Linked DNA regions of Homo sapiens: region 2 is linked to region 1. Evidence: chromatin contacts called from ENCODE Hi-C or POLR2A ChIA-PET data. All regions are on one chromosome and are shown on one strand. Each heading gives the region's core, a stretch centred on a gene start or an enhancer-like site at or near the end of the contact. The rest is flanking DNA. Distances are from core to core; before and after follow the strand shown. Region 1 overlaps SASH1 (SAM and SH3 domain containing 1). Region 2 overlaps SASH1 (SAM and SH3 domain containing 1).

Evidence for each region. A loop is a pair of places that touch in the nucleus more often than their neighbours do. ChIA-PET counts read pairs that join two places held with the same protein, here RNA polymerase II (POLR2A).
Region 2: a map of ascending aorta shows a loop between it and region 1 (2.0-fold over the local background). The contact joins two enhancer-like sites. A Hi-C loop is called at or near these places in 2 of 168 maps with a recorded cell type or tissue (ascending aorta and astrocyte of the cerebellum). POLR2A ChIA-PET finds 5 or more read pairs at or near these places in 2 of 52 experiments (both WTC11).

The regions. Positions count from the first base shown.
Region 1 is chr6:148,406,255-148,409,416 of GRCh38, reverse strand. All of the region lies in intron 2 of SASH1 (SAM and SH3 domain containing 1), which reads right to left. Among named protein-coding and RNA genes, the nearest start is that of SASH1, 65 kb to the right of the region's middle. Within about 2 kb of position 1,901, at least 9 of the 41 ENCODE cell types and tissues checked have a DNase peak (open chromatin) inside an H3K27ac peak, as active enhancers do; they include ascending aorta, where a contact is called at or near this core.
Region 2 is chr6:148,499,859-148,503,209 of GRCh38, reverse strand. All of the region lies in intron 8 of SASH1 (SAM and SH3 domain containing 1), which reads right to left. Among named protein-coding and RNA genes, the nearest start is that of SASH1, 160 kb to the right of the region's middle. Within about 2 kb of position 1,934, at least 14 of the 41 ENCODE cell types and tissues checked have a DNase peak (open chromatin) inside an H3K27ac peak, as active enhancers do; they include ascending aorta, where a contact is called at or near this core.

The sequences.
Region 1 (3,162 bases), core at 652-3,151:
TCAAGAAAACAAAACTGAATTTGAGAGTTGATTTACGCAGGAACTGAATAAACTTCTACATTTAATATTGTTAATCATAAAATACCATCTATTTATGACTCTTTATAATTGGATATCCAGTTAATATCTGTTAAGCTTCTGCAAAATACAAGTCACCGTGAGGCACAAGGCACTATGGCATATGGTCTGAAGGACACAGAGATGCAACTTAAACCCAGCCATCCAGATGCTTAGAATTTGGCAGAAGAGATGAGACAAGCACGTGAATAATAATGCATGGTAGGAAAGCACAGACACGACATGAGAAGTATCATAAAACTGCAATGCAGGTACACAAGGGCAAGAGCCACTTAGCTTGGGGAACCAAGAAGAGCCTGCAGAGAAAGCGGCATTAGAGCAGGGTGGAGTGACAAGCATAGCAGGTGAATGTAGCCGAGTGACAAGTGTAGCGGGCAAAAAAGGTGGTGGGAGGGAGGCAGGGGCTGCCTTTTTCTCCAAAGCAAATCACTTCAATTTATGCGACTATGTGTAAACTGCAAGATAATGAAAATAAGGGGACACCTTACACCATATGCAAATATTAACTCAAAGTGGATCAGAGGCCTAAACGTAAGACGTAAAAGTGTAAAACTCTTACAAGACAACATAGTGAGAAAGGCTCACAACACTGGATTTGGCAATGATTTCAGTGGATATGACACCAAAAGCACAGGCAACAAAAGAATAAACTGAACTCCATCAGAATTATGAAAACGTTTGTGCATCAAAGGACACGATCAAGAGTGAAAGGCAACCCACAGAAGTGAAGAAAATATTTGCAAATCATATCTGATAAGGGATTCATATCCAGAATGTATAAAGAACTTTATACATGGAGTTGGATTGAAATAAACTTCTTTTATACATTGAGTTGGATTGAAATAAACAATCCAACTCATAAATGGGGAAAGACTTGTGTAGACATTTCTCCAAAGAAAATACACAAATGGCTAATAAGTATATGAAAAGATGCGCTGGGCGTGGTGGCTCACACCTGTAATCCCAGCACTCTGGGAGGCTGAGGCGGGCGGATCACAAGGTCAGGAGTTCAAGACCAACCTGGCCAACACAGTGAAACCCCATCTCTACTAAAAATACAAAAATTAGCCGGGCGTGGTGGCGGGCACCTGTAGTCCCTGCTACTTGGGAGGTTGAGGCAGGAGAATCGCTTGAACCCAGGAGTAGGAGGTTGCAGTGACACAGCAAGACTCTGTCTCAAAAAAAAAAAAAAAAAAAAGGAAAGATGCCCAACATCACTAACATTAGGAAAATGCAAATCAAAACCATAATGAGATACCATTTTATGTCCATTAGGATAGTTATTATCAAAAAGGAAAAAAAAGTGTTAGCAAGGATGACGAGAAATTAGAACCCCTGTTCCCTCCCTGCTGGTAGGAATGTAAAATGGCATAGCCAGTATGGAGGTTCCTCAAAAATTTAAAAGTAGCTGGGTGCGGTGGCTCACGCCTGTAATCCCAGCACTTTGGGAGGCCGAGGCGGGTGGATCACCTAAGGTCAGGAGTTTGAGACCAGCCTGGCTAACATGGTGAAACCCCATCTCTACCAAAAATACAAAAATTAGCCAGGTGTGGTGGTGCGCGCCTGTAGTCCCAGCTACTCGGGAGGCTGAGACAAGAGAATTGCTTCAACTCGGGCGGCAGAGGTTGCAGTGAGCCGAGACTGCGCCACTGCACTCCAGCCGGAGTGACAGAGCAAGACTCCATCTCAAAACAAAAACAAAAAAATTAAAAGTAGAACTGCCAGATCATCCAGCAGTTCCACCTCTAGGCATATTCCCAAAAGAAATGAAAGCAGGGATTTGAAGAGCTATTTGTACACTCATGTTCATAGCAGCATTACTCACAATAGAAAAATGATGGAAGCAACCCAACTGGCTGTTGGTGGATAAATAAACAAAATGTGGTATATGGGACAAGGAAATATTATTCAGCCTCAAAAGGGAAGAAAATTCTGACACATGCTACAAGACAGATGAACGCTGAGGGCATAAAGCTAAGTGAAAAAAAACAGTCACAAAAGGACAAATACTACATAATTCCACTTACAGGAGGTATTGCGAATGGTCAAATTCATACAGACAAAAGTAGAATGGTGGCTGCCAGGAGATGTGAGGAGGGGAAATAGGGAGTTGTTTAATAGGCACAGGGTTTCAGCTTTGCAGGACGGAAAGAGCTCTGTGGATGGTTGGTGGTGATGGTGGAACAACATGTGATTATGCTGTCACTGAACTGCAACTCAAAATCAGTTAGGATGGTAAATTTTACGTTATGTATATTTTACTATAATTTTTTAAAATAATTTTTTTTAAAAAACTAAAATAATACAAGATAAACTCAACTTAAAAAGTTCCACCCTCCTCTATACCACTCCTGCCATGGACTAGGCTTTCCTAGACCCTTGGAGCGCCTGATTCTCTCTGCTCCTCCCTTGGAGAGGCTGATTCTCTCTGCTCCTCCCTTGGAGAGCCTGATTCTCTCTGCTCCTCCCTTGGAGCGCCTGATTCTCTCTGCTCCTCCCTTGGAGCGCCTGATCCTCTCTGTTCCTCCCTTGGAGAGCCTGATTCTCTCTGCTCCTCCCTTGGAGAGCCTGATTCTCTCTGCTCCTCCCTTGGAGAGCTTGATTCTCTCTGCTCCTCCCTTGGAGCACCTGATTCTCTCTGCTCCTCCCTTGGAAAGCCTGATTCTCTCTGCTCCTCCCTGCCTTCACTGTCATCCCTGGACTTGGCACCTTGCTTCACCTGTCTCTTGGGGCCAGACCCTGTCTTGCTTACCTGGATCCCCAAGCCCAGCATTCTGCATCTATGCTCCATGATCCCCCACAAGCTGTTGTAGAAGGTGATAGGCATATGTTGGCTGCCTTTTCTGCTGTGTGCTGATGGAGAGGACACTGTTCTAAGTTTGAATACTGGCAAGTAGGAATCTGTATGCAAACTGTAACACTATTTCACATAATGCAACAGATTAAAATAACATTAAACATATTCCAACTGCTTTTATCTACGACTTCTTTTTTTTTTATCTCTTGCAGCTCAGAAATAGATTTTACTCGTATCAGCAATGTTCACACTGGGCCCCCAAATGAAGTCCTTCAGAGGTATTCTTT
Region 2 (3,351 bases), core at 685-3,184, 94 kb before region 1:
ATCTCAGGAGCAGTTACCAACACTGAGAATTACAATATTCTTTTCCACTTAGATAAATAAATATCTATGTTTGTGCTAAACAGATATTTCCTGATTGAAATGAACAAATGAATGAATGCACTGATTCAAGGCATTAGGAAAGGCAAGGAATAGCAATAGGAGGAAGCCAGCATTCCCTGGGTTTATAAAGGTTATCATCTAGACGTCTGAGGGTAGGGACAGCCCCAAGAGAAGTTCAGAAATATGATTAATGTTAAGGTCAACCGCGACAACCGCAAGAGAAAAACACAGAGATATAGGAATTCCGATGTGGGAAGACTCATCTCTGGGTAAGGAAATTGAGGCACACTTCCGTGAGGGGAAGAGGAAACTGCCATGGGTTTAGGGATATTTCCATGTCCCTACATGAGCCTAGTCCAGTATTTACATGGCCCTGGGGCCCTACTTCTCCCACCCACCCCATCCCAACCTTAGATGCCCTCCTATCTAGACAAAGAAGAGCTCAGCTGATGTTGTTGCTTTTATAAACAGCATGTGACACCAGTCAACAGGAGCTTCCCGGCCCTCCTCTTCCCCAAGCTTGATTTCATAATCTCTCCAACTGCCTGATCTCCCTCCACGGTCCAAAAAGTGAAGCACCGAAAGTCCCTCCCTACCTCAGGGGCACTGCACTGACTCTGGGGCCGTGGCAGAGGCCTTTTGGTCACAGTCATCAGGTTAATGTGTTATTCTTCGTATTTAGAAAAAAATTAGTCTCACTGTTCAAATAAGTTAGAGTTACTTGAAAGTGTGTTTATGAGTTGCTAGAAGTAACAGTAGAAAATATGAAACACACTGTGGGTAAGTTTTTTTTTTCTTTTATCACAAAGGAGTCAGGGGAGGACTCATCTGTTTAGTAAGAAATATTTTGCTCATTAGCTGGTGACATCATTGCCCTCTGAAATTAGGAGATTTTGGTTAGCATATGGAAAAAAAAAGATGAGATTCCATTCTTCTCCCAGAGGTACAGTGGAACACTGAAATAATCTCTCTGGCAGTTTCAAAATTAACTAGTTGTTGCCAGATTTGAAGAAAGAGACGGAGGAGGAGGCGGCGGCAGAGAGAAGAAGATAATTACATGATAGTTTTATTTGGAAAAAGTATGTGAGAATTTGAGGTAATATTACCATTCCTTTGGGGCAAAGGCTTGTCAGCACTTAATTCACTTAAGAAACTGCTTTAAAATTTAACCATAAAACCAAAGGAGCAGCAAATGGATGTTATGTTCCCTAATCAACTGCAATCTATTTCTTAAACTCATGAACTTTGAATCGTTTTTAATCGCCCCCATGAGGAGAAGGGAGAAAAATACAAAATCTCAGGAGTCCTACAGCCAGATCTAGGGAGACATAAAACAAAAGTGAATCCTCCCACCCCAATTCTGCAGGTTGCCACAGAGCAGAGAATGCCTTTCCTCCTGAATGGGTGGGGGGAGAGAGTGGTAAGTAGAGGCGAGAGGACTGGCTTCTCCTTCACTCTGTAAATCTTTGGAAGACATTTCTGCCTGGGGCTTTGTCACCCTGACCATAGGTCAGAGAAACGTATTGTTTCATATTAAATAGGTGAGTTAGGAAACAAAGTGTTGGGAAGGTAATCTACAGCTCTACAGGTCCCTCTGTTCAGAGTGGGGTAGTGTTATCCAGAGCAAATCTATGGGATCAGACACACTGAAGACTAAAGCAAAACACCAAACCCACTCATTCCCAAGGGCATCCAATTCTCACATGCCATGGAAAAAGGATGATTCAGAACAGGACTGCCAAGTAGGGCAATTACATACGCATTTAAGGCGCTAGTTTCTGGAGCTGATGAAAGTGTTCATCCCAGAAGCCGTAAGTCTCCTAAGGGATTGGGTGGTGTTTGCAAAGTCACATTACTTTTATGGCATCTTAGGCTGAATGACTCATGTATCAGGCACGATGACTTCTCCGACAGGGCTGCCAAACAACCTTGTCTAGGCAAATGGCAATGTAGAAATACAGAGAACTGATGGAGCCAAATGGCAATGGAGGGAAGGTGGGACCACCAAGACCATTCCTCCAAGCCAAACTTATGCCACCAGGTCAGTGGTCATCTGTCGAAGCTGGAGGCAGGAGGGTCCAATGTTACCTCCTAGACTGACGATCTACAACCTTAACGTTAATCTCCTTCTGTTTGCAGAATAAATAAGCAAATTTACTTCAAGTTCCAAATTGAAGAAATCTAGACTAAATACCTTCAGAGAGGAATTATTTAGAGCTAGAAAGGTTCTTTGTGGTCATCCAATTGGCAAAACAATCAGGTCATGAACTCTGCTGAACACTGAACCACAGAATATTCTTCTCACAACGACTAACAAAATGAGCAAAAGCCCCCCAAGAAGAAAAAACAAACAAACAAACAAACAATAAAACACTAAAAACTAGCAAAAATATTGCGCCAAGAGCAACCAAAGAGAGAAAGCTACATAATCTAATGTACTAAACTCCATGACTAAGGTAAGAAACAAATTTCTGAGGCCCACTGGAAAAGGCCCACAACTTCTACAAAAGCCAGGCTGGCAGGAATCCACAGAATCCTTTCATGTGACTCCAAATCTGGAAGGAAACTGTGTGACCTCTTTATCTTTTTCTGACCTAACAGCAGTGGAAATGGCTACAGAAGAGCAATGAGTGAAACGATGGAAAGTCAAGTGAGGTTGTTCTTGATTGAAATACAGTCTCTAAAATTCAAAAAATGAATGAAAGGCAGAATGGCTATGTTCTACCAATTACCCCAGCTATGAACCAGGTGGCATCAATTACGATACGGCACATTCAACACAGTTTCAGGAGAGAAAAGGCAGAGTCCAGCTATCCCAATGAAGACCACATTTCACCATATATCATGGCCAGGTTGTAGCAACAACAAACATAAATGGACCACAAAATGAAGCCCTCAACTGTATCTTGAAAGGAGAAAAAAAAAAAAAATCTATTGTCAGATAGCATGGCAAACAGGTCAAAACATAACCCTCAATATCAGCACAAATGGAGAACGTGATCAGAGCCACCCAAACAGGACCAAGGACATGACAACTATACAAACAAACTACGGCAAAGAGAGGGGGAAAAGAAGAAGCATAGATAAAAACAAAAAGCCAATCTTTGCTCTCATCACTTCATCATCTCAACTCAAGGAACAGGAAGAAATTCCTAATAGTTGCTTCTCTCTATAAAATAATTTAATAAGAACGTGAATTCAATTAAATGAGACCTCAAAGACAAGATAAAAAACATAAATTATATAAATTTAAAGTTTGCAGAAATAAGGAAACAACCTATTACAGAACCA